3 separate regions of the Homo sapiens genome follow, and all the other regions are linked to region 3. A link is a loop called in an ENCODE intact Hi-C map of the cell type or tissue named here. Cell type or tissue: gastrocnemius medialis. All regions are shown on one strand. Each heading gives the region's core, and the rest is flanking DNA. Links, peaks and the distances in the headings are about the cores only.

Region 1 (11,120 bases), core at 1,351-9,350, 120 kb after region 3:
TTCTCAATACACATATTAAACACTCAAAAGTATGTTAAGGAAATATTAAAAATCATGTTTCTCAGCAAGTAGAAAAGCTTGGAGCCTTGTTTATAAGTCCTTTAAGGAATAAGACATATTCTCCAGGGAAGTGTGAATCTCCAGGAATTCACACTTTAACAAGCATCCAGATAATTCTGATGCCGGTAGTCTACAGACCACCCATTTAAGAGGCATGTAAACATACCCAGAAGAAAATAAATGCTTGTTTATTATTCAAATGCATGACACTGTTTCCCCAGAAAACTTATCACCAATCTTAGTGGCCTCTGTTGTTTTTCTCTATCCTTTACTACCTAGTGAGACATTAGTATACAGAATATTGCATGCCTTTACATGTTTTATAACAATATCTTACATGAGCTACGTAAAGTTACATATGCTTATCCAATAAACTTTACCTTCAATGATGTTCAATTATAGGGCTATAATTGACCTAAGCAGAAACCACATCAAGTAACATCAGGTAGAACTTTAGCATGCACCCAGAAAATTCACAAATGGAAAATGCACAGGGTTGGCAGCACCTGCTGTTGTTTATTACTCAAAATCATGTCAAAGTTAATTCCACTCACTCCTCACACTTATAAAAAATTTCCTTCAACATAACCAAAAAAATCCCCTTTCTGTAACACAATTAAAATGAAGTAATGTTATTATTGGGATTAACGTTTTAAATGCAAGTAAATATTTGGGTTATTTGAATACCTATCAAGTTGGAGAAGGTTTAGAATTTTAAAAATTAAATTAAAAATGTAATGATTCTTTAAGTAACAGGTACACCCATCGTAGCAACCACTGGAATTCATTTTAATGCAACTTACTGGAATATGCAACATGGCTTTCACATATTAATAGAGCGCTAGATGTGAGGTAGAGGGGGAAGTACCAGAAAGATTCTCAAGAAATGTTATAACAAAATCTAGAGCTTTTATTTAAAACAAAGAAACAAAAGGTGGTGGCCTAAACTGCTCAGCAAAACAAAGCAAATAAAATAAAATATGGTGGTGAGAAAGCCTTCTGTAATCTCCTGGCTCCCATTCTTGCTGTCATTGCTGGGTGAGCTGGGTTCAAGGACATTCAAGGATGTTTAGATTGGCGAGTCATCACCTGGTTTTGGAATTGGAGCTGTGATTATTTAAAAATACCTTGTAGGGAGCACCCTGGCTCTCACTCTTGACTTTGTTCTCTTGTCCCCGCAGCTGAGACAGCACCACCCAACTTCGTTCAACGACTGCAGAGCATGACCGTGAGACAAGGAAGCCAAGTGAGACTCCAAGTGAGAGTGACTGGAATCCCTACACCTGTGGTGAAGTTCTACCGGGATGGAGCCGAAATCCAGAGCTCCCTTGATTTCCAAATTTCACAAGAAGGCGACCTCTACAGCTTACTGATTGCAGAAGCATACCCTGAGGACTCAGGGACCTATTCAGTAAATGCCACCAATAGCGTTGGAAGAGCTACTTCGACTGCTGAATTACTGGTTCAAGGTACGTGCTGGAGGTTGAGGAACAGAGAGAAGGGGAGAGAGCTGGTTTGTGTCTAAATGGGGCCAAGCGTCCACTTGCCACCTCTCACAGCCCTGGGAAGAATGCTGTGAGCTGATATAAAAGCTGGCTTTTCGACACCCATGAAAAGTCCCTGAGATTCTAGTCAGGAGCGCAGAATAGAAGCAATCTGTGCTTATGAATCTCATTATAAACTGGAAAGGGTTTCAATTAAGTGATCTACATTTCCAAATTATTGGCAAATAATGAAATTTTAAAAAATCATTCTAAGTAAATTTTTATCTTGTAATGAACATTTTCTATTTTTAAACCTAATTTATATTCATGCAAAATCCAAAACTTTCTGCAATTTTCTCCATTGGGATATCCAGAAAATCTTTTTGACTTTGTAGTCAGAATTAACAGAATCTCTTTTAAAATGGGTCATTGTGCCCCCTCCCAAACATTCATCTTTCCCTTCCCACAGGTGAAGAAGAAGTACCTGCTAAAAAGACAAAGACAATTGTTTCGACTGCTCAGATCTCAGAATCAAGACAAACCCGAATTGAAAAGGTATTTTTCTATACTGTTGGTTTTCAAGCCTTTCAGGCTGTTGCGTCCCCAGCTATTCCTCCTCAACGTGGGCTTTGTTTTAATCTTTTACAGAAGATTGAAGCCCACTTTGATGCCAGATCAATTGCAACAGTTGAGATGGTCATAGATGGTGCCGCTGGGCAACAGCTGCCACATAAAACACCTCCCAGGATTCCTCCGAAGCCAAAGTCAAGATCCCCAACACCACCGTCTATTGCTGCCAAAGCACAGCTGGCTCGGCAGCAGTCCCCATCGCCCATAAGACACTCCCCTTCCCCGGTCAGACACGTGCGGGCACCGACCCCATCTCCGGTCAGGTAAAGCTGCCATAGAGAGAGCAGATTATTGCACATTTTGGAACTAGGTTTTGAAACGAGAAAGATTCCCTTGTCCCCCTCGCAGGGCATGCGACGCGGAGAGTGGTTCGCTTCTTCAGTGTCCCGCTGCTCAAACCTCTAGGGGAGCATACAAACGGGCAGGTTGTGGGGCTCCGTGTTCCTCTGGACATCCAGCCGCTTGTGTGTCTGCCTACTAGGGTCTCAGGGGTTTTTATAGGCATAGGGTGTGGGCGTGGCAGGTCAGGGTGATCTTGGGAAATGCAACATTTGGGCGGGAAGGCAGGAGTGTTTGTCCTCACCTAGGTCCATGGGCACAGGCCTCGCTAGGGACCACGCACTTCTCTTCCCAGCACTTCCCTGCCCTCCTCCCGTGTAAGTTTCATGCACTCAAAAATGTAGCAGGTGACAAAGGAGGTAAACCAAGAAGTTACTGAATATGATTTTCACAAATCCTCACTGTCCACAGGTAAATTGAAGACCCTTATAAACTTCTGAATTCTTATTTATATTTCATGTAATAAATATCTACTTTAGGGGCCAAAATATGGCACAGTGAAAGGAGAAGAGCACAGAAGTTAGAGTTCAAAGCCCTAAGGACAAATCAGCCTGATCACTTAACAGTTTGATTTAGGGCAATAAGTATAAATAATAAAATAATTGTTATTATATATGGATCACTTCCTCTATCAGATTGGAACTATACATACATTATCTCATTAAATGTTCACAACCTGTAAGAATTATTATCCTCAATGTTATTGATAGGTAACTGGAATTAAAGAAGTTAAGCAGTTTATTTAAGGTTTCAGTTGTGTCATCTGTAAATTAAAGAGAGTCACAATAAGAATGATCTCAAGCTGCATTTTGGGGCTTCAATGAGATAATTAGTTGAAAGTGCCTTGTAAATAGAAAATAATTATGCCAATATTCTTATATTCAGATGGTAAGTAAAACCTTTTAAATATTTTGCATATGCTTGTGTTATTTTATCTAGAAAATAAAATGGACTTCTATGCTTACTTAATATGGAAGTATTTTAGAAGGTGATCATGTATCATGATCAGGGCTCAGAAATTATATAATCAAGTGTAAATTGTCCACAACAGTTTTGAAAGTTTGGGATTTAGTTTATCATGATGAAACTTTTAATATGATGAAATGAAAAATGTACAAAATTTGAGCAAAGAAGTGTTTATTGATCAATTTAAATGAAATAAAAAACACATGGATGTTCCCTGCCAAGAAAATTTTTTATAAAAGAATAATAAGGAGATAGTTGACCTAAATAATATTCAAACATACTGTAAAGTTACTATAATCAGAACAGTATGGTATTGGTAAATGAATAGAAAAATACACCAGGGGAACAAAACAGAGAGTCCAGAAAGAGATCCAAGTATAATAGATCCAAGTATATAGGGAATTCAAAAAGCAAAGTGGCCTTTCAATTCAGGGGAGGGAGAGGTATTTTAATAAAGAATGCTGGTCCAATTAGCTATCCATCTGGAAGCAAACAAACATAAACCTCTGCCTCTCACTATTTACAGAATAAATTTCAGCTTGATTAAATAGTTAAAAAATGAAAAAAAAAGAGAAGACAATCTGCAAAAGCATTTATGGGTGAAAGCTTTTAAAAAGACAGTTACAGATTCAACTACATAAAAATCAACATGTATGTATGGCAAAAGCAAAAAGTCATTTCTAAACCAAACAGCACTTGTGAAAAAATTTTAAGACCTTTCTCCTCCTCAAGGTACTTCATTGCCTCTGCCATAAAAGTATCACAATAAACATAAAATGGCTACAAGGTAGACAACACCAGCCTAGAAACAGTATATAACATACAAAATTACGTAAGCTTATGCTGGATAAGACCCATAAACAAGCAAAATATTGAAATGGATTAAAAGAAATGGATCTGGGGGAATGTTTGCAACACTTACGACAAATAACCAATAAATGCACTAAATGCATTAAAAATCATCCACAAATTAATTTTTAAAGGAAAAAAATGCAACACAAAAAAAGACAAAAGATACAAAAAAGTATTTAACATAAGAGGCAATGTAAAAGTCCAATAAACATGTGAAAAAAAATGCTAGATGTTTTCCAATTTTTATTGTTTTAGCCACAAAAATGTAAAGATATTGGCAAACACTAACATGAAACCTTGAACAAAAAGCTTACTTTAAAAAACATGTCTAGCAGTCGAATAAAAAAAAATGTTCAGTCTCAGGCTAAATCCAAGTTTGCACACCATGAAATCACAACACAAGCCAAATGCAATTTCTTGAGGAGATAACAACCTAACTATATTTTAAAACCCAAGCCTAAGGGTCATTTAGAATCATGGAGTGTCCCTGATCCCATGGAGCATTTTGACCATCTTAGCAGTTTTGAAAGTTCATTAATAACCATCCAAATTGCCCCAAAATTTTGCTTTCCAATAATTAAGAAATAAAATGCCAATTTGCAGAGAAAATAATGGTTATCAAAGATAGACTGCTTCCTAAATATCTCATAGTTTAATCTTGATTTTTGTTGTAGAGTAAGGCAAACATATTTCATTGAATAAGGTGCATTGTATCTCGCTGTGACCAGGTGATTATTTTTTGTTGTAAGTACAGAAATAAGCACTCTCCTATAATGACCAAAATTACAATGATTTTCACAGTTATGGGCTTACCTGTGTCCTGCTGTTAATCAGTCATGTCATGCTAATCATGTCTTTAACTCTTTTTGAATTAAACCCATTTACTAAGTACAGCAAGAACAAGGCACAGGGTGAAACTTAAAAGCACATGTCTCTTTGCTTTTCTTCAGTTAGTGGAAACCACACATTATTCTAACTTGGTTTTTGTTATATTTCAAAGGCAGTCATGTTCAGAAAAGAGGCTTATTCCCTAGATTTCCCTTTAGTTTGATTACAACTTCATTTACAAAATGTAAATGGATTTTCACACAAAAAAAGCCATTCTTCGAGAAAATAAACATTTCTTCGTGAAACTGGTTAATGTTGTAATGTACTGTTAGGGTACTCTGTAAGTTAGAGAAAATATCAACTGTACCTTGAGCTTAATTAGAATAATCATTTCATGTATGATCAGTGTAAGCTAAATATCCTAGATAGTGACAAGATGCATTTATAAACATTTTCTTATATGCAGAATTAATAAAATGCAATGATAGGGCAATACTGCCACCTAGAGAGGAAAATGTAATAAGCCTTATTAAGAATTAAATCAGTTCTGAAAAAAATTTTACCTTACAATAGTTGGCCAATCCCCAGAATTATTGCTATAGATCAGAAATAGTCTTTTTTGGCCATCAGTGCTGGGATTTAGCACCCAAATTCTTCAACTGATGCTACTTGCACTTTGGATACACCTAAAAAGCAAACAATGAAAACTATTCTGGAAGAAGCAACTTTATCAATTTACCCAAAAATCACAGAATCATTAGTTTTTAAGTTAGTCAATTCCCACAATAACTCTAAAGATATTTAAAATAAGTCCAGAGTGCAATACAAGGGGGGCGAGTGTAAACAAATATGGAGGAAATTAAAAGTAGCTGTCCACAAACACTTCGGCTAAAGCAGCAATTTGCAAAGTGCACTGCACAACCTGTACCCAGCAACATGCTGCAGAAAGCTTCCTGAGGATGTGTCCCCCTGTCCTGGAAATTCACAAGGCATACTGACATAGTAAAGGCTGTGGGAAGTCCTGCAGGGGAAAAAAAAAAATGGCTTAAGCTGCTTAGTCAAGAGTGGCACAAGCATTTTGATTACAGAAACCTTTCTTCTTATAACACCTATTTGACATCCTCTAACCCCCCCAGAATTGGAATACAGAGATGAATTTGGAATACAGAGGTTGCTGGATTTGACATGTCTTTCCTTTGGCTGCATATTAAAGAAGTAGCTTTTTCTGTTGTGATTTTTTTTTTTTTTTAATGTGAGAAGGTGCAAGGCACAAAATCTCCAGCTTATTTGGAATTAAAGCTGATTCTCTTACAGGGTTACAGCAGATAAGAATAGGTTTATTGAGATTTAAAACAAATTACTTCCAAGTACATTATTTACCCTCTGAATGGGTTATGGAGGCACACATTTTAAAACTCTGCCTTAAAGCACTTCCAGCTTTTCATCTCATGATTCACATCCAGTTACCCCTCCTTGCTTTGACATTCTTGACCTCTGCCTTTTGGTTTTCAGGTCCGTGTCTCCAGCAGCAAGAATCTCCACATCCCCCATCAGGTCTGTTAGGTCTCCATTGCTCATGCGTAAGACTCAGGCATCCACCGTGGCCACAGGTCCTGAAGTGCCTCCCCCTTGGAAGCAAGAGGGCTACGTGGCCTCCTCATCTGAGGCTGAGATGAGAGAGACAACGCTGACAACCTCTACTCAGATCAGGACAGAAGAGAGATGGGAAGGGAGATACGGTGTCCAGGAGCAAGTGACCATCAGTGGTGCTGCGGGTGCTGCCGCCAGTGTGTCGGCCAGTGCTAGCTACGCAGCAGAGGCTGTTGCCACTGGTGCTAAAGAGGTACTGTCAGAATGGTTTTGTTTTTCCTTATTTCACATTCTAGTTTCTCCAACTGGATTTCTGCCATGAAACTCAGTCTGTATAAATTGGAGGAAAAATGCATATGAACATAAAAATATAGCAGCAACTGAAGACCAAATTCAGTAGTCATGCTTTGTAAAACCATTTTTAATTAGGACAAAAGCTCCAATCTGTGAAGTTTCCATAATATACAGGTTTTAATGATACAGTCTCTGTATTTCTTGGCAATAATAAATGCTTATGTATGAGTGTATTTTGCTCTAGGTGGCTCAGTTTTCCAGTATGCTTTTTTATTTTCTACTGGGCATGTCATTTAAAAAAGTAATCTACTTGGTCATTTCTAATCTAGGTGAAACAAGATGCTGACAAAAGTGCAGCTGTTGCGACTGTTGTTGCTGCCGTTGATATGGCCAGAGTGAGAGAACCAGTGATCAGCGCTGTAGAGCAGACTGCTCAGAGGACAACCACGACTGCTGTGCACATCCAACCTGCTCAAGAACAGGTACGTGCGAGGCTGCCATGGGGCACCCGCAGAGCCACGTCCTTCAGTGCACATTAACTCAACCACCATCCACTGAGCTTGGCATGCAGCTGTGCTCAATTCATTCTGAAGACAGCCTTGAGCCCAGCAGGGCCCAGACTTTTAGAACTTTCTGAGCAAAAGGTGGTCGGAGATGTCAAAGGTGTTGACAATGTGAGTATCACAAGAGCAGAGTAGGCCAGAAATACCTGGGCTATATGAGCAGGCAAAAGTCAACTATGGTATTCAAGGTAGGAAGGCAAAGAGTGGCCAGAGAAACAGAGACCAGTCAATTCCAGAGCTCAGTCACTGCACACACTGGATGTGGAAACTACTATTTCAGGGAAGGCATTACATTTCTCTAAGTTTCCCCAAAGGACTTTTGTTTTTACTTTTCTCAAAACAAACATGACACTTGATTCATAGCTGGAACAGTGTCATAAATCCAGGATAATGTCCCACCTCGCATTTGAATAGATTTTCTGTTACAGTTTAAAATCATTCCAGCTTTCCTCCTTATCCTCTTGTGTGACATTTATGTCTAAATCCTGACAGATTATTGTAACTTTTTTTTCTTTTCTGAGACAGAGTCTCGCTCTGTCACCCAGGCTAGAGTGCAGTGGCATGACCTCCGCTCACTGCAGCCTCCGCCTCCTGGGTTTAAGTGATTCTTGTGCCTCAGTCTCGTGAGTAGCTGGGATTACAGGTGTGCGCCACCACACCCAGCTAATTTTTGTATTTTTTAGTAGAGGATTTCACCATGTTGGCGAGGCTGGTCTTGAACTAATTTTTATGTAAGATGCATTAAGGTGTTTTCTTCCTTTCTCTATGAAAAGCAGGTAAGAAAGGAAGCGGAGAAGACTGCTGTAACTAAGGTAGTAGTGGCCGCCGATAAAGCCAAGGAACAAGAATTAAAATCAAGAACCAAAGAAGTAATTACCACAAAGCAAGAGCAGATGCACGTAACTCATGAGCAGGTGAAAATGGGTTTGTATTTTAAATTCACTGAGGTTCTTACAGGGGTCAACACAGATAATCACCTTTACCATGAAGAGTGTTGTTCCTTGGGCCACATGGTTGTTAGCATACTAATAAGATCCCCTTGTTGTATGTGTAAATTTCTGGGTACTGGATACCAAAGTTTGGTAGTGTCCCTGAATGCTCCCCTTGTGAGTATGAAAAAGAACTCTGTGAACATACACCAGGAGTAGAAACAGGGGTCTCATCACATTGATCTGGGGATGCACTAAGTATAAGACTATAGGGAGAGGACAGATGGCTAAAACCAGGAGGAAGAAATAGATGCTGAGGCAGGAATGGGGAAAAGTGGAGGAGACACTGAACTCACTTTGCTTTAGAAATCTTAGCAACTGCTTCCTGGCTCCTTCGGAAGACATTTGCACATGAGTTTGAAGTGGAATGGACAGCATGGCTTTAACAAGCCAAATGACCAGAAAAGGTGAAAAGGACAGCCCCATGGTTGGCGGCATTTGGGGACAGATTGGAAAATGCCAGTTAGTAGAGCTCTTGGCCAGTGGAACCAGTTGGCAGTTGGGTGGTTTGAGAAGATGAATTTCAAGTCCCTTTCAGCCTTGAGATCCTGTGTTTCAGTGATGAGATATTTGAGAATGGCAAAGAGGCAAATAGAGAAAACTGTCCCCCTACATACGCATATACCTTAGGTGCCCAGATGGAAACAGCATTCTTCACAGTATTTAGGAAAACTGACAAAACAAAAATATTGTATAAATGCAGATTATAAATTATCCATGCTTGATTTCTCACATGTAAAATAAAAAGATCAGACAAAATTACTTCTAAAGTCTTCCATTCTGATATATATTCTAAGATTACCTTTAGATGACAGAATTAGTACAGAATAATATTGCCATAGATCTATTTGTAAACATTGGAAGTCATTTTAAAGAAGACTACAATTCTGCTGTTCAAAACAAAGTGTTGAATTCAACTTTGTTTTCTCTAAGCAGCCTACATAATTTACAGTTTAAGGAGAGAAAGAGCATGATCTTATTTATGAACATGGGATTATTTATTTTATTTAGTGACATCTGCAGAAAAGGGATTTTACATCTTCAAATTCCTATGTTGTTATATTTAATAAACACCATATTATTTCATTGGGCATCAGGAAATAAAGTTTTTTCTTAAATCATTCTTTGCAGATAAGAAAAGAAACTGAAAAAACATTTGTACCAAAGGTAGTAATTTCCGCAGCTAAAGCCAAAGAACAAGAAACTAGAATTTCTGAAGAAATTACTAAGAAACAGAAACAAGTAACTCAAGAAGCAGTAAGTCTGATTTTCTAAATATTTTGTAGTTTGTTGACAATATCACATTACAGCCAGCTGCAGGTAGCTTATAGTCAAAACCCTTAAATGGAGAAGTCTTTGGTTGTATATTTTTTGTTATTGTTCCTCTATGTCTAGTATTGAAACTCAGGATGGAAATTATGTTCACATTGCACTATTTTCCACTCACTTGATCAGTTTTCAGGAGATTGTCTACAGAACAGTTTAGGGCACATCTATGAACTTTCTAGAACATACATAAATGGATGATAGATATCATGCCAGTCCAGTTACCCACCGGGACAGTTGGTTTCTTCGTGCATAGCCTAAGCCCTCAGTCACTTAGATTGTAATGCACAAACTTTACATGCACACACACATGCACACACACACACACACACACACACATATACACATACATCAGCCATAAACACCCCGAATAAATAGCAAGGGAAAGTGAGGATATGCCAGACATCGGAGAAAGCAAATACTTCCTCAAAAAAAAAAATTCCTTCAATTCACGGTTGATAAACAGTGACCTAGAAGCATTTGCTGCTGTTGTGCCGTAGAGCTGTGTGAGGACAATCTCAGTGTCACTAAAATCCACATCTCTCCCGTATGTGAAATCAAACCTTTAAGTGTCAGGAGAGAGGCATTTATCTTGAATTCTTCCATGTCAAAGAGGGCGCCTGTGCTCATCCTCCTTGAACTCAAGCTCTTTGCTGATCTTAGAGCTACTTTCTTTAAAGGTCCAGTTGAGAACCTTGTACACTTAAAAGGCTGACCAGAGGCTGCTGACTGAATTTCCCTCTCCTTACTGTGAGTGAGACATTTTGAAAGCAGCAAGAACCCTACTTAGGATAATCAAAGGCATAGAAATCCCCATTGCCATTGCAATGCTGGTGACTGGCAAGTTCAGCTGGCCTATGGTTTTCCAGCCACTTGTCAGCAGCCACCCACCGGGTTCCCTAACACGTTGACATGTCTCAAGATGAGATATGTTCAGTTCTAGGACAATTTGCTAAGGCGCATGTGGGCAGAAAAGAAGCCCATTCCTCAGGAAAGCAGTCTATGTATTAAGCACAAGTGTAGGCCCCTGAAATGGAAATCTGACATTTTATCGTTCACCACTAAGCATCCTGTATTTTCCTGAGTGTTTCAAGGATGTCTTCCCATTGCTTTTGTATCTTTTGAAACTCAAATCTTTATTTTACTCTAAACATCAGATAAGACAGGAAACTGAGATAACTGCTGCATCCATGGTGGTA
Region 2 (11,120 bases), core at 1,363-9,362, 210 kb before region 3:
CCAAGTGGAAAAATCATTAAAGTATTATAGTTTAATGCTAAGTGAAAAACGGGATGAAAACTACTTGTTATCTATGAGAATTGGCTATAACACTGAAATCTGGAGTAGCATATGAAAACCCTTACGCAGGTGAAAAATTAATGGAAGGAAATAGAATATGGTTGTCCCTTGGTATTTGTGGTGGATTGGTTCAAGGACGCCCTGCAGACTGTGGATACCAAGATCAAAGATGTTCAAGTCTCATATAAAATGGCATAATATTTGCATATAACCTATGGATACTCTCATATACATTAAATCATCTCTAGATTACTTATAATATCTACTACAATGCAGATGCTATGAAAATAGCTGTTATAGTGTACTGGCTTATTATTTGTATCTTTAAATTGTTGTATTGTTATTTTTTTGTGCTTGATTTTTTTTCCCAAATATATTCAATCTGTGATTGGTTGAATTCAGGCATGAAAATCTGTGGATATCCAAACAGGGCTGAGCGCTTATGTGATTTTTCTTTATGATGTGGTATTTTTATATAATTATAAAAAGATCCATAAACTGTTAGATTTAGAAATATATTTTTTTAACCTGGTAAAAGCAGAAATGTATATCTGCACTGCTCTTTTCTACGTTAAGCCTACCCACTGGGTCTATAATATTATGCTGCAGAGATATCCCCATTCACTTCTTGGGAGCTATCCTGAGTTTAGATTTAGGATATAACCATACATCTATTCTTAAATTCCTTTTTCTAATTTGGCAAAAGGTAAAGCTTGGTAATACCATTTTTTCCACTAAAATTACTCCACAATGTGTTTGTAGTTTCAGAGTGTATATGATTGTGGGTAGAGTGTCAGCACAATCCTCTCCTTCTGCATGAGAACTTGATCTTTGCTTAACCCTTTAGCTCTGTTCCCCTGAAGACCTGATTAAAAATTGGAATGTCAACTACGTTACTAGGCAATATTGCTTATAGTAAACATTATTCCAGATCTGGACTGGGAGAATTATTAATATATGATGGAAGGCATAACTTGGGGTGGGGATCCTTGAGTTTAGTGACTCATAATGGGCATAGTCCTGTGGGGTATCATGTTTTGATGCCAGAGTGTCTCCCATATCTGCCCCATACTGATCTCATCTCCTTATACCTGCTTGAGGGACTCAGCTGAAGAACTCCTGATGCTGTCATCCTGGCAAACTATAGTTCCCACCCTATATCCTTACTAGCAGACTGGTGCCAGTGGGGCCTTTTGTGGGTCTGAATGTTGGTTGATCCTAAGAAGAGTCCAAGAGGGTATTTATTACATTAGCATAATTCTAATTAGTTTTTAATTTTATTTTTGAAGTGATAAAGTGGTATATTAACTTTATAGTAGTTAATTCAGTCAGTTTTTTCAATGCTTGGGAAGAACATTAGACTATGAGTTAGAACATATGGCTGTTAGTCCAGTTTTTCAATAATGGATTATGTTATCTTGGGCAAGTCACTTAATCTGTTTGAAACTCAGTTTTCTTAAATGTTAGTTAAGAACTTTGACTGATATCATTTCTGATGTTTCTTCCAACTCTAAATCTTATGATTCTCTGATTCTCTTTTCGTAAGTTAATTTTTAATCCTCTTTTATAGAAGCATTCCAGATTTCTTTTAGCCTGAAAGATAATCAGATAGCTGAAAGCTTGTGATGCTACAGTGTACATTCTTCCACATTTAAGTTTTGAAAATGTTGTCACATTATAGCTGTGTAGTTCCAAAAGAAACATTTACTGCCTATGTGATAGAATGTAAATAATTTACATTAAAAATAATTGGGGAACTTTGGGAGGGGAAAAATAAGTTAGAATGAAAGTTTGAAAAGTTTCTGATTCTTTAAAAAATGTTATCTCAACTTTTGTTTATAGGTGGTGAACTGGCTAGAAGGGCCTGGATCAGAACAACTAAGAGCCCAGTGGGGCATTGGAGACTCCATTAGGGCCTCCCAGGCCCTACAGCAGAAACACGAAGAGATTGAGAGCCAGCACAGTGTGAGAGGCTTTTTCCTCTGCAAGTTACAATGATATTATGAACGTGGGTAATTAGTAGCATATGTGGTACTGAGTGATAAGTTGCTGCAAACTTTGGTATGGGGCATGAAGTACAGTTTGTTAAGTGCCTAGAGGTCATAAAGTACATTTTGATTACTTAGTACATGTTAATTAGAAGGTTGTTTTTGGTTTTGTCTCTAATGCAGTTTAATTATATTTTTATAGAAGCACAATTTGCATGAAATTTTAAAAGCTACAGTGACAGAAAAAAGAGTGATAATACAAAAATAGAGCTTTCATCTGTAGTCTCTGTGACAGAAACTTCTGTTTTCAAGTCCCCCTCACCCCCACTTTATTGGGAGTATATAGTACAATTAAATGCCTGAGAGTGATAGCAGAATTGCTGCATTAAACACAACTGATGGAGAGTAAGTCCAGAGGGTGCAGAATATTTTTCCATTCTCTGAGCATTTAGGGGTCCCTTTTGTATTTGTGAAAGGGGTAATCAGACAAATCACAGGTATAAAATTGGGAAATAAATAGATTCTTAAGCAGATTATAGATAATAATTGTTAAAGATAATTTAAAATTTAACAACTTGTTATGTGAAAGAAGCTGGTGTTCGTTAATCTCCTGCTCTGTTACAGTTAATTCTTCATTACTGAGAAAGAGATCATCCAGTTTGTGGACGGGGTAGCTCACCCCCCTCTCCCTAAGGTCATATTACTTTGGTAATTTAAAATAGATTAAATACAAAATTGGAAAAATAAAATTTGAATCCATTAATTCCCTTCTCCTTAGGTTGTCTTAAAAAAGGTGGTCAAAATGTTAAACTCTGGACCCAGATGAGCATTAAGTACCGTCGGAACATTAATTTCTGCAACGTTTCTTCTTTCCTCTAATTATGTTGGATAGTATTAGGAAATGTCCATTTTTAACTAAACAAGATTAAAGAATAAGTAATATGGTTTGCTTGGGAATAAATTTGAATGAATGAGTAAATCTCATCTTTACTAGAATTTAACAATATCTGATTCTTATTTTTCTTCTAAATGTATTCCATTTTGCTTAGTTTCCTCATATTGCTTTCTTTGTAATGTTCTGTAAATCAGGTATAGCAATTACTGGTATTGGCAGAAAATCTACTACTATACCCTAAAGCAGTTGTAATCTAGCTGAAGGAATAATAAGAGATATTACAAGATTTGGAATTGTCTAAAGGCACTACATATATATTCCTTGCAATTTTTCTAATTAGTACTTGTAAAAAACTTGAAAATGAAATCTCATAATTGAAAATCGATTTATTTTATGCATTTCACAGGTTCCAACATAATGGTTCTTCCTTTTATACTAAAATAATCATATTACAAACCCTGTTCCTGAGGATATAATCTTTTAATTCTCTTGGTACTTTTAAAATAATGTTTTGATTTTTTTTTTAACATGGATTGTGATTTGTTTGAACCTGGTAGACTGTTCTAGAACATGTTACTATAGTTAGAGTCTACAATTTGTTCCTCTCTTTAGTTCCTAAAAAACTGTATTTACTCTAGAACATTCTAGACTTCACCTAAGGGGATTTAGTTATGAAAGTATTCCAAAAGTTCTTTTTAGGAAGGACACATGGCACATGAGGATTCTAAAGACAGGATTTATCTATATTTTATTATTTTTTTTAAATGCCAAGATAAATAATTACAGTTAGAAATTGGATTGTATACATACTGTACTGTACTCTAAGTTTACAAAAAGACTTCAAAAGCAAATTTCATATTGCGTATAGTATGGATGAAATTGCAGATGATGTACATAGAAATTGCTATGTTCAGATGTTGGTTTTGTATTTTTAATATATTTATAAGGTTTTCAAAATCAGCTTAAAGAAACATCGCTTAAGGGTGGCCCTTCCCATGTGCTTAAGCTTACTTATAATGTGGAACCAATATATAAAACTTTTGAATTGCAAAATACCTTATAGATTATTCTAATATCTTCATCTTACTTTATAGATGAAAAAACTGGGAAGCTACGTTTTTTGATCAGTGAATAGTTGGACTATTGTTAAGACACAGATCTCTTGATACCCAGGGGGGATCCTTTCTCTAGCTGTCTCTTAGAGAAAGCTACTAAATTTTACAGATATGGTTAAGCTACAGTAGTTTTTCATTCTTGTACTTTTAATACTTAGGAATGTACATATACATTGACATCTGCATTTATAGACATGACCTAAAGAAACATTGATGGCTATCAAGAGATTTTATTTCCTTAAATCATGTGTGATATTTGGGTTTTGTTTCAGAATTGGGAGGTAGGAACAGATTGAATGGATGGGAGTGTATGTGAAACAGAATTACCCATGAATTGATCATTATTGAAGCTGGATAGGAAGGAGTTCATTACACTATTCTTCCCACTTTTGACATATTTTTAAAAAGCCAGTTGTGCTGTTTTAGCCAATAGGTGGCACTGCATTGTCACCCTGAGAATAGGTTGGTTGATGCTGGATGAATATTTTAGCTTATGATGTTTAAGATATTCTAATATTTTATTAAAAGCTTTCTTTTCTCTCTGTAACTAAGAGTTAACAGATTAAAGCATTATTGGAATTGTTCAAGTCTTGTGAAAGTATGACTAATTTCTGGCATTGACAGCTGTTAACGGTAGAATTTGAGAAAACTTTTAACATACAATCTTGCATTACCAGCTCAATGTCATATATTAAATTTTATGTCATATATTAAATTTTAGAGTCCATATAAAAGCATAATGCAGAAATAAAGCTAAAAACCCCAAATTTGTTAGGATATTAAGTTTTAATACATAGAAAAATGAAATTTCTGCCAACCTGTAGTTCTAGTTCAAGGATTGGTAATTAGAAGTTAACTTGGTTTTTTAATAGAACACAACAAAAAAAATAAGGTACATGAAAATGGTTATAGTAACTGACAATAAATTTAAAAGCAGTTTAGTTCAAAAATCTAATTTTATGTTTTGGGTTGAAGAAAGTGTGTGGTAGGAAAAGCGTGTGTGATAGGAACATCGAGGAGCATAAATATCTGAAACTACTTCAGAATTTTGTCACTATCCCACCATCTCATAGTGCTGAGTTCTGGTCTACAAAGAAACCACTTTCTCTGGTGCATTATGCAGAACAGGTCTACCTGGCGAATCAAGACTCATTTCTCCTAATGTGTAGTCTGAGTATAATCACCTTTTTAACCCGAGTTGGCACTGTTTCCTTCTGCCTACATATGGATTCACATTTCATGGTATAAAGTATAAATATCCATCATTTCACCAAGTATGCGTCACTGCCAACATGATTGCATTGTCAATCCTGACTGCTTGTGTCCTAAATGTGAACCTTCAAGCCCTTTTCTTACCATCTCAATCCAAATCCCATATATTGGTGTTTTTTTATTTTGCTATAAAATAATCATTTTCTACACAGTTAAATATACATAAGAGACAGACCGGAGAATGGCTGTAAGTGAACAAAATACACCTAAGGTTCTAGGCAGTCTACATTCTACTGGGTTTTTTTTTTTTTCTTTTCTTTTTTTTTTTTTTGAGACAGTGTCTAGCTCTCTCGCCAGCCTGGAGTGCAGTGGTGCTATCTCAGCTCACTGCAACCTCTGCCTCCCAGGTTCAAGCGATTCTCCTGCCTCAGCCTCCAGAGTAGCTGGGATTACAGGCATGCGCCACCACACCCAGCTAATTTTTGTATTTTTAGTAGAGACGGGGCTTCACCCTGTTGGCCAGGATAGTCTCCATCTCCTGACCTCGTGATCTGCCCATCTTGACCTCCCAAAGTGCTGGGATTACAGGCATGAGCCACTGTGCCCGGCCGTACATACCCGTTTTTTAGGAAGAAACATTTGGATGACTTTTTTTAAATACATGCAAATGTATTAGCCAGATTTTTTTGCTCTCCACATCCCAGAGAGACTATTTCTTTATGGCAACCTCAATCGGTAATATCAATGTCTCTAATTTCAGGTGTTAATTTCTTGAGACATACTAGTCCTCACAATGTATTTACATCCCTGGTCAGGTTGCTGGAGCCTATATTTTACAAATTCAAACCAGGAAATAATTAGCTCCACAGTGGTGATTCCTAAACCTTAACAGGCATAAGAGTCATCAGAGATGCTTGTTGAAATATATATTCCAGGGCCAACTCCAGATACTGATTTAGTAAGTCAGGAGTGAAGCTTAGACATTTTTAATAAACACCCCAAGTGGTCTAATGCTGGTAGCTCTGAAAAGTGCTATTCTAGGACTCTAATCCTTCACTGCTTTTCTCAGAATCGTTGCTATTACGTCTTCAAAGAGTTAAGCCTATTTATTTAGAGCATTTAATGATATGTAAGTACTATGAATAAGGTATTGAAATCCTTTTATATTTTAGAGCATGACAGTGATAATTTTCTGAGGTAATATTTTCTACTTTAAAATAGTCTCTGTTAACCATTATAAACTATGTAGTTTAAAAATATTCTATGCTTGTTATTGAGTTAAATCCAAACAATAACTGATAAACAAGGTAAGACAGATATTATCATCACCATTGGATATAGGAGGATTTCTCATCCTCAGCAGACTCTTGAGACTTTGGGCCAGATAAATGTCTGTCGTAAGGGCTGTCCTGCACATGGTAGGGTATTTTGCAGCATCACTGGCTTCTACTTACTGCATGCAGTGGCATCCCCATTCCTCAGTTGTGATAACCCAAAATGTTTCCAGACACTGCCACATGTTCCCTGAGTGACAAAATCACCCTCTGTTACCTACTTAATGTAATGTCAGTAAATCTACAGTGATTAATGTTTTATACCTTCAATCAATGAATGTTAATTGAGCACATACTATGTGTCATGTGTTGTTCTAGGCTTTTGCCATATAATACTGTCTTACTATATGGAATTTACATTCAAGTTGGGGAGCGGAAAGCAATATAGGTATAGATTTTAGGAAAGGCCTCTCTGAGGAGATGACATTTAATCAGAAACCTTGAAATGATGTCGAGAAGTAATCCAAACAAAGGGCAATTCAGATAGAGGACACAGCAGTAGAAACACCCCAGCACAGGAAGATGATTGAGGAACAGCAAGAATGTTGGTGTGGCTAGAGTACAGGGAGCAAAGGAGAGTCACAGAAAATAAAGTTTTAGAGGAAGTCAGGAGCCAAAACATGTAATGTCTTTTAGCCCATGAAAAGAAACTTGAAATTTATTTTAAATGTTATGTGAAGTTATTTGAAACTTTTGGACAGATAATTAATTTATGTTTTAAGCAAATCACCGGCTATTGTGTGGAAAATAGGGAACAGAGACTAGCAATGAAAATGGAAGGCGGGGGGCTGATAGATGGAGGCATTAGAAGTAATGAGAATTGATAGAAGTTGATGAGGTTGAGCCAGCAAGACTTGCTGATGAAAGAATCAGGCTTTTGGCCTTAGCAGCTACTAAGGCAGGGAGGACTGCGAGAGGAACAGGTTGGGAGGATAGTGAATCAGTGTCTTTGGTGGCAGGTTAGATTTTAGATATCTAGTAGTCATCCAGATGAAGGTGGCTAGTGGGCAGTTGGGTATCAGTATCTGGGGTTCATGGGAGGGGTCAGTGTTGATGATTAATTTGGTAATTCTTAGCCTATAGATGTATTTAGAGCCTATATTAACTTGGTAGTTCTTAGCCTATAGATATATTTAAAGCCTATATTAATTTGGTAATTCTTAGCCTATAGATCTATTTAAAGGCATGGGACTAGGTGAAGTCATCCAAACCCAGTGAGAAGAAAAGAGAGCCTCTGGAAAACTGAGCCTTGGGTCAACCTAAACTTTAAGTGCAAAAAGAGGGAGGAGAGCCAGCAAAGAAGGCTAAAAGGAGCTGTTGTGTCTCAGAAAACAAGAGAAAAGGCCATTTGAAGGAGGAGGAAGTGCTTACTTGTGCCAAATGCAGCTGTTTGTTGAGAGGTTCAATAAAATAAAGACTGAGAATTGACCATTGGATTTGTGGCAAGATGGAATTTTTTGGTGAATTTGACAATTGGTTTCAGAAGGGTGGGAAAACAAAATCCTGATTGGAATGGATTAAAAAAAGAATGAAAAATGAGAAAAGAGTAAATACAGAGAACTCCTTTAAGAAAAAAATTTTTTTTAACTGAGGTTTAATTTCAGCGTAGTAAAATGCACAAATCTTAAATGTGTATTTTATTGTTTAATAAATTACAGCTTATTTATATGCTGGTGGAAATAATCCAGTTGAGACAGAAGAACTGATGGGAGACAGAGAAGATAACTGTGAGAGCAAAGCTTTGTGTAGGCAACAGAGATAGGCTGTAATGCACAAGTGGAGTGGTTGGCCTTAGAAGAAGAGACAGGCGGCTGATTATTACAGCTCTGAGGGCAGAGCATAGGGCTGTAGAAGAACGGAGGGTTGGGGATTTGTTGGTGGGAAGATGAAAGAGTTTTCCGATTACTTCCCAGTGAATTAAGATCTTTGGCTGAGAATGAAGAAGTGAAAAGGGAATTGGAGACTGATAGTGAAAAAAACATAAATGATCATGAGAATGAGAAAGTGAATTTACTAGAGAAACATAAAAGGATTGCCAAAGACTCATTTGAGATTATTTAGTCATAACTTTAAAAAGAGATCTGTCAATCCTTTTGTAGTTTATAAGCATGATGATGGGTGCTCACACTCATCTGAGATGTGTCTCCCTCTAAGCCTTGTAACAACATCAGCACGTTACCCTTCTGATGTGAGGGAAAAGAGAGAGAGCGCTATCCACCTAGTTGTTTTTAGTCTACCCATGTTCGGCTACTCTGGTACAGGCACACATTAGGCAGAGAAAACAGATCTCAGGTTTCAACAGGTCATTCTGATGGAAGGAAAGAAAGCCAGGCAGGGGCATGGGTTATATGCTGGGAGGTGGTTATAGCCTTTGATCAAGGATGGAAGTGAGGACAGAGGTTCTCATGTGCTGGATGGTAGAGAGGTCAGTAGATTGGTGGATTCCATGGGATTGTAGGTGTGAGCCTACAAACAGAGGTGAATGGGAGAGTCAATAGGTGGTCAGAAAATGGGTTTCATGAAACAGATTTTTGGAGCTACATAGTAGTATATGATGACACGTTTTTATGGCCAGTGGAAGAGGTAGCTGAGTTGAGGTGAGGACAAGTTAGTTGGAGGTGAGGGAGGGAGTCAAGGAACTGGAGGTTCAGGATGGTGGTGGGTGCCTATGTAGTGGAAGTCACTAAGAAGGCTGATGCTGAGAGGAAGGCAGTGTGACCTTTGCTAAACCCTTCTGTGGATGAGGTGATACCACACAGAAAGCTGAAAAGATGTAATCTAACAGCATGCACTTCAAAGGGGATACGGTTTTTTGAAAGAAGAGGGAAAATAAATGGTCTGCAAGTAGTGAGGAACGAGGCACCCAAACCCACCTTCAGGCTTGCAGTATGTCAGACATGGAAACAGTAATCAGTTGAGAAGGCTGCAGGGGTGACTGAGGGCGGACAGGTTTCACTTAGAGCAAGGAAGAGAAGAGAACATTTAGAGGTCAGGGATTGAGTTCCAGGGATCACAGGATTAGGAACTTTCCACCCTCAATTTTAATAATTTTGCCTTAGAAAAAAAAAATCATGTATTACTTAGTTTATCTGGAGAAATTATAAAATGTAATCTCTTCCAGGAACTAATTTGAGCCTTAGTTTACTTTGTAACATCTTGATTACAGGAATGGTTTGCAGTGTATGTGGAACTTAATCAGCAAATTGCAGCACTCTTGAATGCTGGCGATGAGGAAGATCTTGTGGAACTAAAGTCACTGCAGCAACAACTTAGTGATGTTTGTTATCGACAGGCCAGTCAGCTGGAATTTAGGCAAAATCTCTTACAAGCAGCTCTTGAATTTCATGGTGTTGCCCAAGATGTAAGTGTCTATTCTGATTCTTTTCTTTTCTTCAAATTATCTGAACACTTACCTACACGTAATTTTTTTCAGGTTTGCATGCCTCCTAAATTATTTTTCTGAACCAATAAAATGAATTACTGGTGGGGGTAATGAGATAAAATTCTTTGATTTTTTTTAAAAACAAGTATTTTTTAAGTCATTCTGCATGCAATTCAACCTTTTATTGTCTAACTAGAGTGTTCCAATCTAGTAGAATATTTTATTTTGACTCCTTCTCAATGTTTATGCTTTATAACTTAGATGGAAATGGAAGTCTCAATACTTTTTTGCATTCTGCTGACCTGAATGTACTTCTTTGTCTTCCTGGTGCATGCATCTGTGTGTTCTGTCTTCCAGATAATGCATATTCTAATGATTCGTCCTTGTCTTGTAACAGTGTAGTCTTTTCAAGTGTAATTGTGATAACCTCATTAGATATAAACCTCATTAATCATTAAACACTTTAGATGCTGATTACATCAGGGTTATCTCTTTGGTGTCCCTCTGCTTTAGTTGTCTCAGCAGTTGGATGGCTTATTAGGGATGTTGTGCGTAGATGTAGCACCAGCTGATGGAGCATCGATTCAGCAAACTTTAAAACTGCTTGAAGAGAAGCTGAAAAGTGTTGGTAAGCAGATTTTAAAAATGCTGAAACATAAGGTTTTTTTTTTTTTAAATATCATTACCATGGTTAGACAATTAAGTCAACTTACACTGAACTAATTAGTATTATTTTCAGGAAACAGAAAAATAGTATAAAAAGATTTTATTCCCTTGAGGGGTTATAATTTATGCTGAAAATTTTATTTTTCATCGTTAGTTAGTCACTCCTCCCTTCACTGGGCCTTTACCCTTGCCTGTTTACCCAGCTATATCTACAGGTGCTGTGTCTTGCATATACTATGAACAATTATTTGTAGTGCATGCATGAACTGTAATTAGCTGTGAAATGTTCTGTGGTAAATCCTGTATGCCCAAAATTGTGTTTTATGCAATGATTTTTGTTGTTGCTTTATCCTAACCTTGTGAAAAAATAGTTGGTTTGGTTTTTTGGTTCTTGTCTCACCAAACTGGGAATATTGTCAGATTACCCATTCTCCAAGGAGTGGGGTACATTTACATTAAGGGGTCCAG
Region 3 (11,120 bases), core at 1,544-9,543:
TTGTACACATTTACCTGCATTGACAGTGAGACTGAATTGTGGGAAAGATATGTTTTTATACTTAAATGAATACACATCGGACAAAATGAGTTCAAGATTTAAAACTGTTGTTCATTGTATAGGGGGTATATTTTTAGGTGGAGTTCACAGAAATGGAAGTGACCTGTATTCAGGTCAGCTGGTAGCTCTGCCAGTCACTCATCCCAACTTCCTGCCTCTTTCTACTCTCCCTTTTTAGCCTCTTTCTGTGTCTTTTCCCACTACATCTACATGGTACTCAAACCTGTAGTGAAGCATTTACCACTACAATATTTACTACAATTTCATGATTTGAAAATCGAATGGCAGATTTTTGATATACTCAGCATATCTAAATATTCTCTGAATCTTATCAGAAATTATAAAAAGAGGTGTCTTTGTCAGTTTGAGTTTCTATAACAAAGTAACATAGACTGAATGGCTTGTATACAATAGATATTTATGTCTCATTGTCCTGGGTGTGAGAAGTTTGAGATCAGGGTGCCAGCACGGTAGAGTTGTGGTGAAAACCCTCTTCTGGGTTGCAGACTGCCAACTTACTGTATCCTCACATGGTGGAAGGGGCAAGGCAGCCCTCTCAGGCCTCTTTCATAAGGTCACTAATCATCTCCCAAAGCCCTACTTCCTAATATCATCACCTTGGGGGTTAGATTTCAGCAGAGGAATTTCGGGGGGACACAAGCATTCGGTCCATAACAGAGGAGATGTATAAAATAATAAGAATAATCTCTTGCAGGAATGGAATTCTGCTGTTGAGAAGCTGAAGAGTGAGGCACTGAGAATTCTGCTGTCAAAGGACTACGTGGAGAAAGAACACCTCCAGCTCTCTCACCAGAAACTCAGTCAGCTTCAAGAAGAATTTGGTCAACTCATGGTGGAAAGGAATACCTGGTTAAAGAAGGCGAATGAATTTTTTAACAGTGCTAACAAGGTCAGTGTGAGGTCAAGTTGATAATTTTCGGTAATCAGGCAGACCAGTAAAAGACCCATTACTTCAACTGACTGGAGCACATCACAGAAGTCAAAACGCCATGTAAAATTTCAAAACTGATAGCAGCAAAGAGAGCTTTTAACATATATTCCTATTATGGCCATTATTTGATTCTCAAAACTGAAAGACTGTTTTCACATGTAAAAGGTGACTTTAAAAACAACAAACAAACCTCGTGAGGGTTTTTTGTCTTTTTGTTTTGTTTGGTTTGGTTTGGTTCATTGGATGGTTTTTGTTGTTGTTTTGAGAAAGGGCCTGGCTCTGTCACCCTGGCTGGAGTGTAGTGGCGTGATCATAGCTTACTGCAGCCTCGACCTCCTGGACTCAAGTGATTGTCCCACCTCAGCCTCCCACGTAGCTGGAATCATAGGCACATGCCACCATGCTTGACTACTTTTTTTTTTTGGTAGAGACAGGGTCTTGCTATGTTGTGCAGGCTGGCCTCAAACTCCTGGGCTCAAGTGATCCTCCTGCGCTGGCCTCCCAAAATATTGAAATTGTAGGCATGAGCCACCATGCCTAGCCTCATGAGGGTTTTATCTTACAGCTGCCACTGGTCTGTTTCGGGGGGACACTTGTGCCCACATTATAGTGTTTCCCATGGAGGAAGAGAATTATCATAAATGTATCAAGGCTGAAAAATACCTTAAAATTTTTACCGAAGGCCTCCTTTTATTCATCCTCTTTAATTTACCAGGTAAAATACATATGAATATTGCAAGCCTTTTTGCACACAAGCCGTAAGGCTAGAAACAGTGCCTTAGCCTGATTGTTCCACCTTGGTCTTGCCTTTTTAAGTCAGCCAGAGTGAAATCTGGCTGTGGACCATCTCCAGGTCTTGAGTTGGAGGAGTGCTCTGCTTCTCCTCTCTGATTCATTGGACATTGATTGCAGCAGGTGGTTCCTGCTAAGTGGCAATGTTCACCTGTTCACATCACTTGAGTACGGCTCAGTGTAAGAGGCTGGTGATCTTATTTGAAAATTTTTTCTACCTTTTCCAATGTAATATACACCTTCAAACGGTGTTTTTAGAATTGTTTCATACCTTAAATTTCACTGATGTTTTCAAAACGGACAATGTGGCAGGAAATGAATGAGGAAACCCTGGAACCTAGGTACATTGTGATCTAAAAATCACAACATCAACACCCTGAATACAATGTCCTGGTGTATATCAAAATAGTGACTTAATTTTGAACTTCTTTACTAATAAGAAACTTTTTGAAAAAATAAATAGTAAAATTTCAAAACAGAGTTGCTAAATTGTGGTAAAATGTTAAAGAAAGATTTATTGTCAGATTATTTGTCATTTGGGATTTCTTTAAGAGAGGAAACAGATATACCATATTACTGGAGCTATTGAACTAATTAGATGTTAGGTGCTAGTTAAGTTTCTCCTCAGTAATTCTGTTTTTGAATAAGAGACTTTTAAATTTAAACTGCATATTCATTCTTCAAAATGAGTGAGTCATCTACAAGTCAGTTAATATTGTTTCTAAGGAAAACCATTATCAAACATATTGCTATAAAGCAATGCTTCCAGTACAAACCCTATAGTTTACAGCCTTGCAAAATGTAGTTTCTCTCTTTCATTCCCATTCTCTTACTTTTGTTTTCTCTGCTCTCATTATTTTGTACTTTGCTGGGATATTTTTCTGGGTTTTAACAGAGAAGAAATATCTCCTGCAAAAGCCTTTTTTTTAAAAAAAAAAAGAAGAAGAAGAAGAGAGTGGTTACTTTCTCAAACTCATACAGTAATTCAGGTCAGATTGGAGTAGAGAATTTATGTTTCATAATCACAAAGACTTTCGATTTCTAGATTCCCCATTTTATCATTTGAAAGCCATGGCATGCTAACTATACAAATTATAATAAGCTCCACTGGGATTTATCCATACTATAGCAGGTTCTATAGACAAGTGGCACTCAGAATAGTGTTAGAATCCTTTCTCCCTTTTCAAAGCATCAAGGAAATAATTTCTGACTCCAAATCTAAGAACTCAGTGTGAAAGATGATGGATATTTCTACCTCAGCAAAAATAGAAGCTGGAGTTTGGAATGTAGATGTTTAATCATGACTGTTGAAATGAATTTTTTACTATGTTATTAAGTAAAATAACTATATTATTTATACTATATTATTAAGTAAAATAAATGATGAAATTATGTCGTGTAAATCTACTCAAAGAAGAAAACTCTTCTTGTGGCTTATAAATGGTATTTTTCTTTTTTATTTATATTGTAAAACCTCCAAATTTTATAAAAATTTGACCACTTTACCCAATTTTTAGCCTGACACTTATAGCCCTAGTTTAAATAAAGAACTGAAGTTTTAAAATTAATATAATTTCAAAATCCCTTAAAATGTTTTTTCTAGAATAAAATTCTGTTTACACTAGTGAAAAGCTATGTTCAGTTTATATAATGAATTATCTCCGAAACACTGAATTTTCCTCTTGAAAATTCACTTCGTTGTGCCTTGAGTGCACTGGGTTTCCTAATTGTGAACATTCCTGTTCTTAGAGGAAGTCATGCTCTCAAGAACTGTGAGGGGTTTGAGATTTTACCCTACATTCAAGCTAACATGTTAACTTATCACAGTTTCATGGATGATTGCAGAAGACACCTGACCTCTGGCTCAGAGGTGATTGATTATAGCAAAGCAGCAGCCAGAGTGTCAGCATGCCACATCAATTCTCCCAGCCCCAAATCCCCCTGAGTGATGCAGATGGACCCAGATGGATATATGCAACTGCAGCAGGTGGGGTTCAGGAGAGGAACCCTAAGCTTGGGGAATCTGTAGTTTTACAGCAAATAGGAAGCATGCCTGCTCTTTGTCTTGAAGGGCAACATCACCTCAATCCTGAAGGTTGCTAGTTGCAGACCCAACACTGAGAAGTGGCCCAGATATAAAGGGATCAGAGTCTTGTATTCTTGACCTACCAGTGAGATGTGTAGGAGCACCAGAGATCCATGAAGAATTTTCTCTCCCGGCACATGCAAATTGGATGTTAGCACTGCAGGAATAAAAGGTGAAGTCAGCACTTTACAAAAAGGTACTTTCCTTGAAAATCAATTTCATTCTTGAAAAGTGGAATTATTTTTCAGCAAACAACTTCTTGTTCCAAATTCGTTGAAGCTATGTCAATATACTTTTTCAATTTCTATGTCAAATACTAATGTATCAAATTTGTTAGTGTAATGGGCAATATATAAATGAGTGAGTGGGATAGCTTGAATATCTGCTTGGTAAAAAGTGAAATATATGATTTTTTAAATATACTTTTTACTTTTTTGAATTTAGTTAAAATAAAAAGAATAAATATCCAATTTTATCTGCAGAATAGACTTAGTAATTTTCTCATATCATATATATTCCTTTTTTCATCCAGGTTTTATCATATTCCTGGTTAAAATCATTGAGGAGTCCCTCTTCCCCCTTTTCCTTTCATTTTCTTTCTTTCTTTTTTTTTCAGGGGGTGGGGACAGGGTCTCACTGTCACCGAGGCTGAAGTGCAGTGGCATGATCACAGCTCACTGTAGCCCTGACCTCCGGGGCTCAGGTAATCCTCTCACCTCAGCCTCCCAGGCAACTGGGACTCCACCATACCAGGCTAATTTTTTGTATTTTTTGTAGAGATGGGATTTTGCCATGTTGCTCAGGCTTGTCTTGAGCTCCTGGGCTCAAGGGATCCACCCTCCTTGGCCTCCCAAAGTGCTGGGATTATAGGTGTGAGCCACCACACCCCACCTCCTTTCATTTTCATTCATTCCCCTCTCTAACAATTCTAGATAGGGATATTATTATTTACTAGAAATATTTTACAATAATTTATTTTATTATTTAAAGGTGAATTCATGAGAATAATTACCCTTCTCTTTAGATATTCACTTATTTAGTATATATTTATTGAGCCACTGCTATGTGTCAGGCATTGTTCTAAATGCTAGAAAATAAATAGCAGAGAACAAAACTTACAAAATTTGTGAAATTCAGTAAAATATAATTATCACTTAATTGCCCACATTGACAACAGTTCCCCCACTGCCTTTGTCCAGTGGCTCCAGGAGTGCAATTGATTACCTTTAATTCTGCTAGGGTTTGATGATTACCCAAGGTTCAGGAATGTTTCTCACCCAGAGGAAGTGTCTGGCAGCCTGTGGCTTGAGATACGGATGTTTGGACCTGGAGTGAGCAGCAGGTGGCGATGTTGAGACAGCATTAGGAACTTGCTGCTTGCTGTAAACCAACCACTGGATTCAAGTGGAGTGAGCCATATAACTCAAGAATCTGATATACTTCCTGTTCTTTTTAGAGTTTCCTAATGTGTTTGGTGAATGAACCTATTTGTCAAATCGCTTAGCAGAATATACAAGTAAGTGTCAGTTGTCGACATTGACTAATAGTTGATTGGAGAAAAGTTCCTCTAATTATCAGATGTTACTAAGACTTATGAGAACATGGCATGAAATATGAATATAGCACCTATTAGAATAACTCATCTCGATCCTCCAAAATATTCATCCTTCGGGATTATAGATTATCTTATTTATTATACTTCTAGTGTGTTCACAGAAAACAAGCTAAGCTATGGTTGATATTTATTGATCACCCCAAACGTATTTATCATTGTTAAGGGAATGTAGTTTGAATCAGAGATAAATATACAATATGTTTCAAAAACAGAATGAGGTGAGCCTGTATTTACAGGACAGCTGCAATTGAACCCAAAACTGTAAAACATGACTGATTGGTCATAATGTATCGTGTCCTATGCCTTCCATTTCCAGGCACATGATTTCATTGAAGAAAGCAAGCAGAGGAAACTGAGGCCAAATCCATTTTATGAACATGGTCTGATTTTTGGGTGGTCAGCCTGAAAGCAAAGATGAAGCAAAAGTTGGGGTGGCCAAAGAAACACACAAAAAGTAGTTCGAAATGTAACAATTGTCATAGCTTCCGTTGTTTCTGCCATAGCTATTGAAACATTAATGTCCTTTAAGAAGATGATGTTGCTTTTTCAAGATATTTACAGTGATCCATAGTAATGCTTATAGCAACATCATTGTTTCAGATGCAAACAAAATAATTAAGCATGGAATTTGTATACTTTTTTCATTTATATATACGTGATATATATGGGATATTAACATTTTCAAAATAAACACATTTTAGGCCCAGCTGATGAAAAAAAAATAATTAAAATGGTCCAGTTGTTGTATAGATTGAAATTTTAAGAAAACCTGCCCAAGTAGAGTACCTAAAAAAATACTATGCAGAAGGAATTTATTGAGGTAATATAAATGAATTCAAGTAATAGGCTAAATGTTATTAGATATCAAGGAAAATATAATTACTTTCAGTTTCATAATTCCTCAGCAGCCTGTCTTAAATTCCTCTTTTTCAGAACAACTCCCCTTTCTCTTAGAAATAACTAAAGCCACTTATGTTCCCTCCCTCTCTTCTTCCATATTTGCATTCAGCTAGTATGTTGTGTTCCTATTCTTGCCATGCATCAAATGGGTACTTGAGCGAAAGCAATGAAAGATATAATCCCTGCTTTCCAGACCTTCTCAGTCAAGTTTAGATGAGAGGCCAGGGAACAGAGGTGCACTGGGTTGTGGGAAAGCTATGATGGAGAAAGCCCAAAGCATTAGAACACACAGAGCAGAGACCCTTAACCTGGCTCAGGGAAAAAGAGTCAAGGAAGGCTCCCCAGAGGAGGTGATCACTGAGATAAGTTTGAAAGGATGGGGCAAGAAGGGCCGAGGAAGGGCTGGATGGTACAAAGTCATGCCATGTTTGGGGAACCTAAGATAATTCAATTCGCCAGGAATGTAGGGTGTACACCTAAAGTGATGAGAGACAAAGGTGGTAGAAGCAGGTGGGGAGATCAGGAAGCATTTTGAATAGCATGCTAAGGAGTTTCTATTTTATGCTGAACATGTCTTTATATATGCAGAGATATTTAAGAATTGAAAAAGTCATGATGATGCAAACCTCACCACAAGAAACAGATGATGTCTTAATTTACCCTCTTCCTGTACTCCCTATGACAGAGTGATGAGTGTAGTGTTTAGAAACCTTTGATTTTAGAGCTCAGAGGTCAGGCTGTTTAAACCACAGCAAGTATTTGATAAATATGGCTACATTATTAGCATACAATTATTAAAATAGATATATCATAGAAAAATTATAGAAAAAGAAACATCTTTAACATCTTAAGTGTCTCATGAGAGCTCACAACTCAGTTCATATCTAATAGTCTGATAATCAAGACATTCAATTTTATTGTCCTCACTCATGAATACCTTTCACATTTAAGCTGTCAATGGATTTCTAACGTAAGAGTGTATTAATTGGTTTCTCTTCTATGTGCAGTATCAGATTGTTGCATCTCTCTGTTGGCAGTAAGCACATTCTGCTTAGTATTATAGATATTTATTTCTGGGTAGATTTCTTTTGCTAAATTAAAATTTCTTGAGGGTAAGAAACATGTCCTTTTCACTTTGTGTTCACCAGAACACCTAGAACAGTGACTTCTAGTTAGTGGGTGTTCAATAATTATTTGAATGACTAAGAGCAGTGAAATATTATAAACTGTAGAGTTTCAAGGCCAACTACATGAAATTGTTCATAGGAGATTATATTGATCCAAGGTACTTGGGACTTGACCATTTTGAAAGAAGATAATTTAATTACTTTAATATACAAGGAACACAAATTTTAAGCTTCATCTCTGCATCATATCTGAGAAGGCAGGTCTTGCTGTGTAAAGGGCTTGTCATCTACACATAGTGCCTCCTCTGAGACATCTCCAGGCAGCACTAATTGCTTGTTTTGTATCATTTCCATAATATTTCTCTGTATGCCTTAGAGAGAGATTGTGTCCTAATCTTCTTTGTGTGTCACATAGGTTCAAAAAACTTTTGTCGGATGAATGAATAAATGACTGGCCATGTGACAAATCAATTTACATTTTGAGCTTGAGTTTTCTCTTTTATAAAATCAGTCTAATATTCCTCATCTACTTCAGAGAGTCTCATTCAATAATAAAAGTTCTTATAGTTGGTGATAAATTGTACACACTCTTTTTGGGATACAGTTGGAGTGTAAAATAAATGGAATTGTAGGGTATTAAGTGAAAATTAGAAATGTTTGCTAGCATTACACTTTGCCAAAATAACAGTAGATTTTGGAGCCAGAATGCCTGAGTATGAATCTGATCTTGGACATTTATTAGCTCTATGACCTTGGGCAGTCACTTAACTTCCCTGTGCATTGGCTTTTTTAACCTGTAAAATAGAAGTACTATTGGTACCTTACAAGGACATTGTGCTGTCTAAGTAAGTTAATACGTGGCTACAGCACAGAACTGCTAAGCACTCACTAATTGCTAGGCAGTATTTTGTCTTTATATCTCTAATGTGATGTAATGCTTTTGTTCATTTTCACATTCCCAGCACGTAGCTGAGTACATAGTCCATAAATTTCAATGTTTTTTGAATAAGTGTAAAAATAAGTGCTTTACACATTATAAATGGACATTTTCTACATTAATATTCCCAAGATCATCTTAAAGTCATTTAGGTCAACTTAGAGAAAAGAAAACAGAAATTATAAATAGTGACTAGCTGCCTAAAGTGCTATTGAATGGGTCTAGTTGTATTCCTCAGAACAAGAGATGGTCAATGCATAAACTTCCTCCATTCCTTGTTGATAAAATGCTTCAGATACATACCACTTTCAATCCCAAACCTCTTTTATTCCAGTGTTTTCTCAGCTTTCCAGATTATGAGACAAAAGCTTCCATAGGTGCTAATGGCATTTAATACCTCTCATTAATACCATGAATTCACCCTGGAACAAGGAGGGAGCTCTGAGGTCCAGCAGCAACTGCCTTTGACAGGCAAGGAATAAGCTGGAGCTGCAGCAGAGGACAGCAAATATTGGGAGCTTAAAAATCACATCACCCCTATATTCTGGCCTTCAGGGCATTTGAAAGCTTGGGCAGATGTGGGGAGGACCTGAATTAGGAATCAGTTCCCCAGAGTGGGAACCACCAGAAGTTCTCTCAGGTGATGTGTAGGAAAGGAAACTGAAGCTTTTGGTCTTTGTAACAGAACCTAAGGGAAATCTGAATCTCTACAGGTAATGGAATCTGGTGCTCTAATTAGAAGCACTAATTAGACTCAACTCAGCACTTAGCTGAGTTTTGTGTTTTTGATAGTTATAAGCATTCCAACAAAACTCTCTCCAGCCACTAGACTCGTGGAAGGAAATTTTCTAGGTTCTGCTGTTTTCTTTCTGTTGTTGTTCGTGTTTAATGTTGACTCTCTTCAAGTTGATTAGTCAAGAAGCAAACAACATTACTTATTAAACACCTTTGTGAAACAGCATGATAGAATTCTGCTAGATGACTCACGGCTCTTGTTTGAATTCGTCTTGCAGATATTTTTAAAAGAATGAAATGTGCCATGTCCTGATACTATCTCTATTTGATTTGGTGCAGGCTGCCTTGGGTCCTGTACTAAACAAGTGAAAAAGGAAAGGTCTTTATTGGTTTTGTAAAGAACAAACACCAAGCAACTCCTTAGTCTTTACCAAAACAAGACCGAAAAGAGCTGATTCATCTTCTTATCTGCCTAAAAACTGAATAGTACATATAAAATGTTCAAGAAGAGCTAGGAACCAGAGGGATAAAATATTATCCTTGTCCTATATCCTTTTTTCCCAATCCAGTCATAGTAGCTTTATTTGACTTGCACGTATAAGGTTTGAAGAGAGATATATGAAGGAAAAAAGACCAAAGGGAAAACACTGCTTCCAAAGGAGTTTACATGGGGGTCACAGTGTTCTTATTGCCAGAAATAATATGTTCTGTACTGTGTGTGCAACAAAGGGAGTCTTTCCAGGCTGGGTCCGATATATCAGGTTCTTTATGGGTATGGTAAATAGAAAAGCACTCAGTTCTATTTTGAGGGTAGATTAAGTGAGAGCAATGATACTTAGATCATTTCTGGAACTGGCACATGGAACTGGCAAATTCTGCATGGGAATAAGAGAGATGAGCTTTGTGTATAATTCAGACAATCACAGACAGTACAGTCTTCTTGAAAGTAGCTTCCTGTTAAAGTCCAGAAATTTAACTCTTATTTCTATGTCTGCAGATTATTCCTATTACGGGTTGGTTAGGATTGAGGTCAGTATCCAGCCCATCGTACCAATAGGTATTCTACAAATGTATTTGTTGAGCTAATGAAGGAGTAAAATCACTTACCTCCTTTCTACTGCTGTAGTTCTATTAAGTGTGATACACAGAACAATTTATAGTAAATATTTTCCTTACACATTTGAGAAAAAGCTCTGGAAGATAATTTGACTATTTTGATTCTCATTATGGGCTATCTTTGTCCTTGATATATCATTCCCTCCTTCTAGTGAATGCTTAGTCTTTCAATTTATTTCCATTTTATTAGGAAGTAATACTTTTATTATAACATTCAGAAGAGGGTGGAGTGGTATCTCACATGCATTCAATGATGTTGTGGTTTTGGCATCTAATTCCAATAAAGATGAGACCAATGCCTGAGGATTTGAGAGTGGCAGATGTTCAGTGGAGCCACAGAGGAAAGGCCCATGTGGGATGAATGACAGGCACCAGGTGGCCATGCTCTTCTCAGTCACTTTTTAAAGATGGGCTCAATCAATCAGGATTTAGAATAACAGCCAGTATTTTCCAAGTACCTACTATATGTTTGCCATGAAACCCACTTACTTTTATATATTTTTCTTCCTAATTCTCAAAACAACAAACATGACATGTATTAAGGTTATAGTAGCTTTATATTAGAAAATGGGGTTAAATGTGTAGGCAAGAAAAAGCACTTTGGAATTTTCTATTCTTTCTCCATTCACACTGAAAACTTGAGAATTATCTTAAGGAAGAAAGGCAAGAAGGCTGTGACATTTACATAGAGACTTTCATTTTATTTCTTCCTTTAGTGTAGCTCAGGGGTTCTCAATTCTAAATGTGAATATGTGTTACTACATGCACTAATTCACATATATTAAACTTTAAGGGTGATT

What was found. A loop is a pair of places that touch in the nucleus more often than their neighbours do. Peaks named below come from ENCODE experiments on the same cell type or tissue, not always from the same donor. Only the 100,000 strongest peaks of a DNase experiment are listed, where the experiment ranks them.
Region 1: it touches region 3 in a loop (9-fold over the local background); 100 of 110 quality-filtered maps call a loop at or near these places.
Region 2: it touches region 3 in a loop (2.6-fold over the local background); 20 of 110 quality-filtered maps call a loop at or near these places.

What each region holds. Positions count from the first base shown.
Region 1 is chr2:178,790,804-178,801,923 of GRCh38, reverse strand. TTN (titin) reads left to right here. Exons shown (of 363, transcript NM_001267550.2): 4 at 1,242-1,529; 5 at 2,014-2,099; 6 at 2,193-2,437; 7 at 6,672-7,002; 8 at 7,373-7,525; 9 at 8,383-8,520; 10 at 9,727-9,852; 11 at 11,079-11,120. Among named protein-coding and RNA genes, the nearest start is that of TTN, 11 kb to the left of the region's middle. In gastrocnemius medialis, for the core only: a CTCF peak has its summit at 5,676 (motif pointing left); no DNase peak of the experiment used is centred there; H3K4me3 peaks cover 681 bases; H3K27ac peaks cover 7,096 bases.
Region 2 is chr2:179,123,209-179,134,328 of GRCh38, reverse strand. SESTD1 (SEC14 and spectrin domain containing 1) reads left to right here. Exons shown (of 18, transcript NM_178123.5): 10 at 1,903-2,025; 11 at 9,771-9,965; 12 at 10,500-10,614. It overlaps LOC124906166 (small nucleolar RNA U13), which reads left to right and starts at 8,692; the gene lies at 8,692-8,793. In gastrocnemius medialis, for the core only: a CTCF peak has its summit at 4,498 (motif pointing right); no DNase peak of the experiment used is centred there.
Region 3 is chr2:178,908,563-178,919,682 of GRCh38, reverse strand. CCDC141 (coiled-coil domain containing 141) reads left to right here. Exons shown (of 24, transcript NM_173648.4): 7 at 776-970. It overlaps LOC105373766 (a long non-coding RNA gene), which reads right to left. Exons shown (of 4, transcript XR_001739140.2): 3 at 3,974-4,047. Among named protein-coding and RNA genes, the nearest start is that of TTN, 110 kb to the right of the region's middle. In gastrocnemius medialis, for the core only: CTCF peaks have their summits at 5,036 and 5,235 (motif pointing right); a DNase peak (open chromatin) is centred at 5,222; H3K4me3 peaks cover 172 bases; H3K27ac peaks cover 4,782 bases.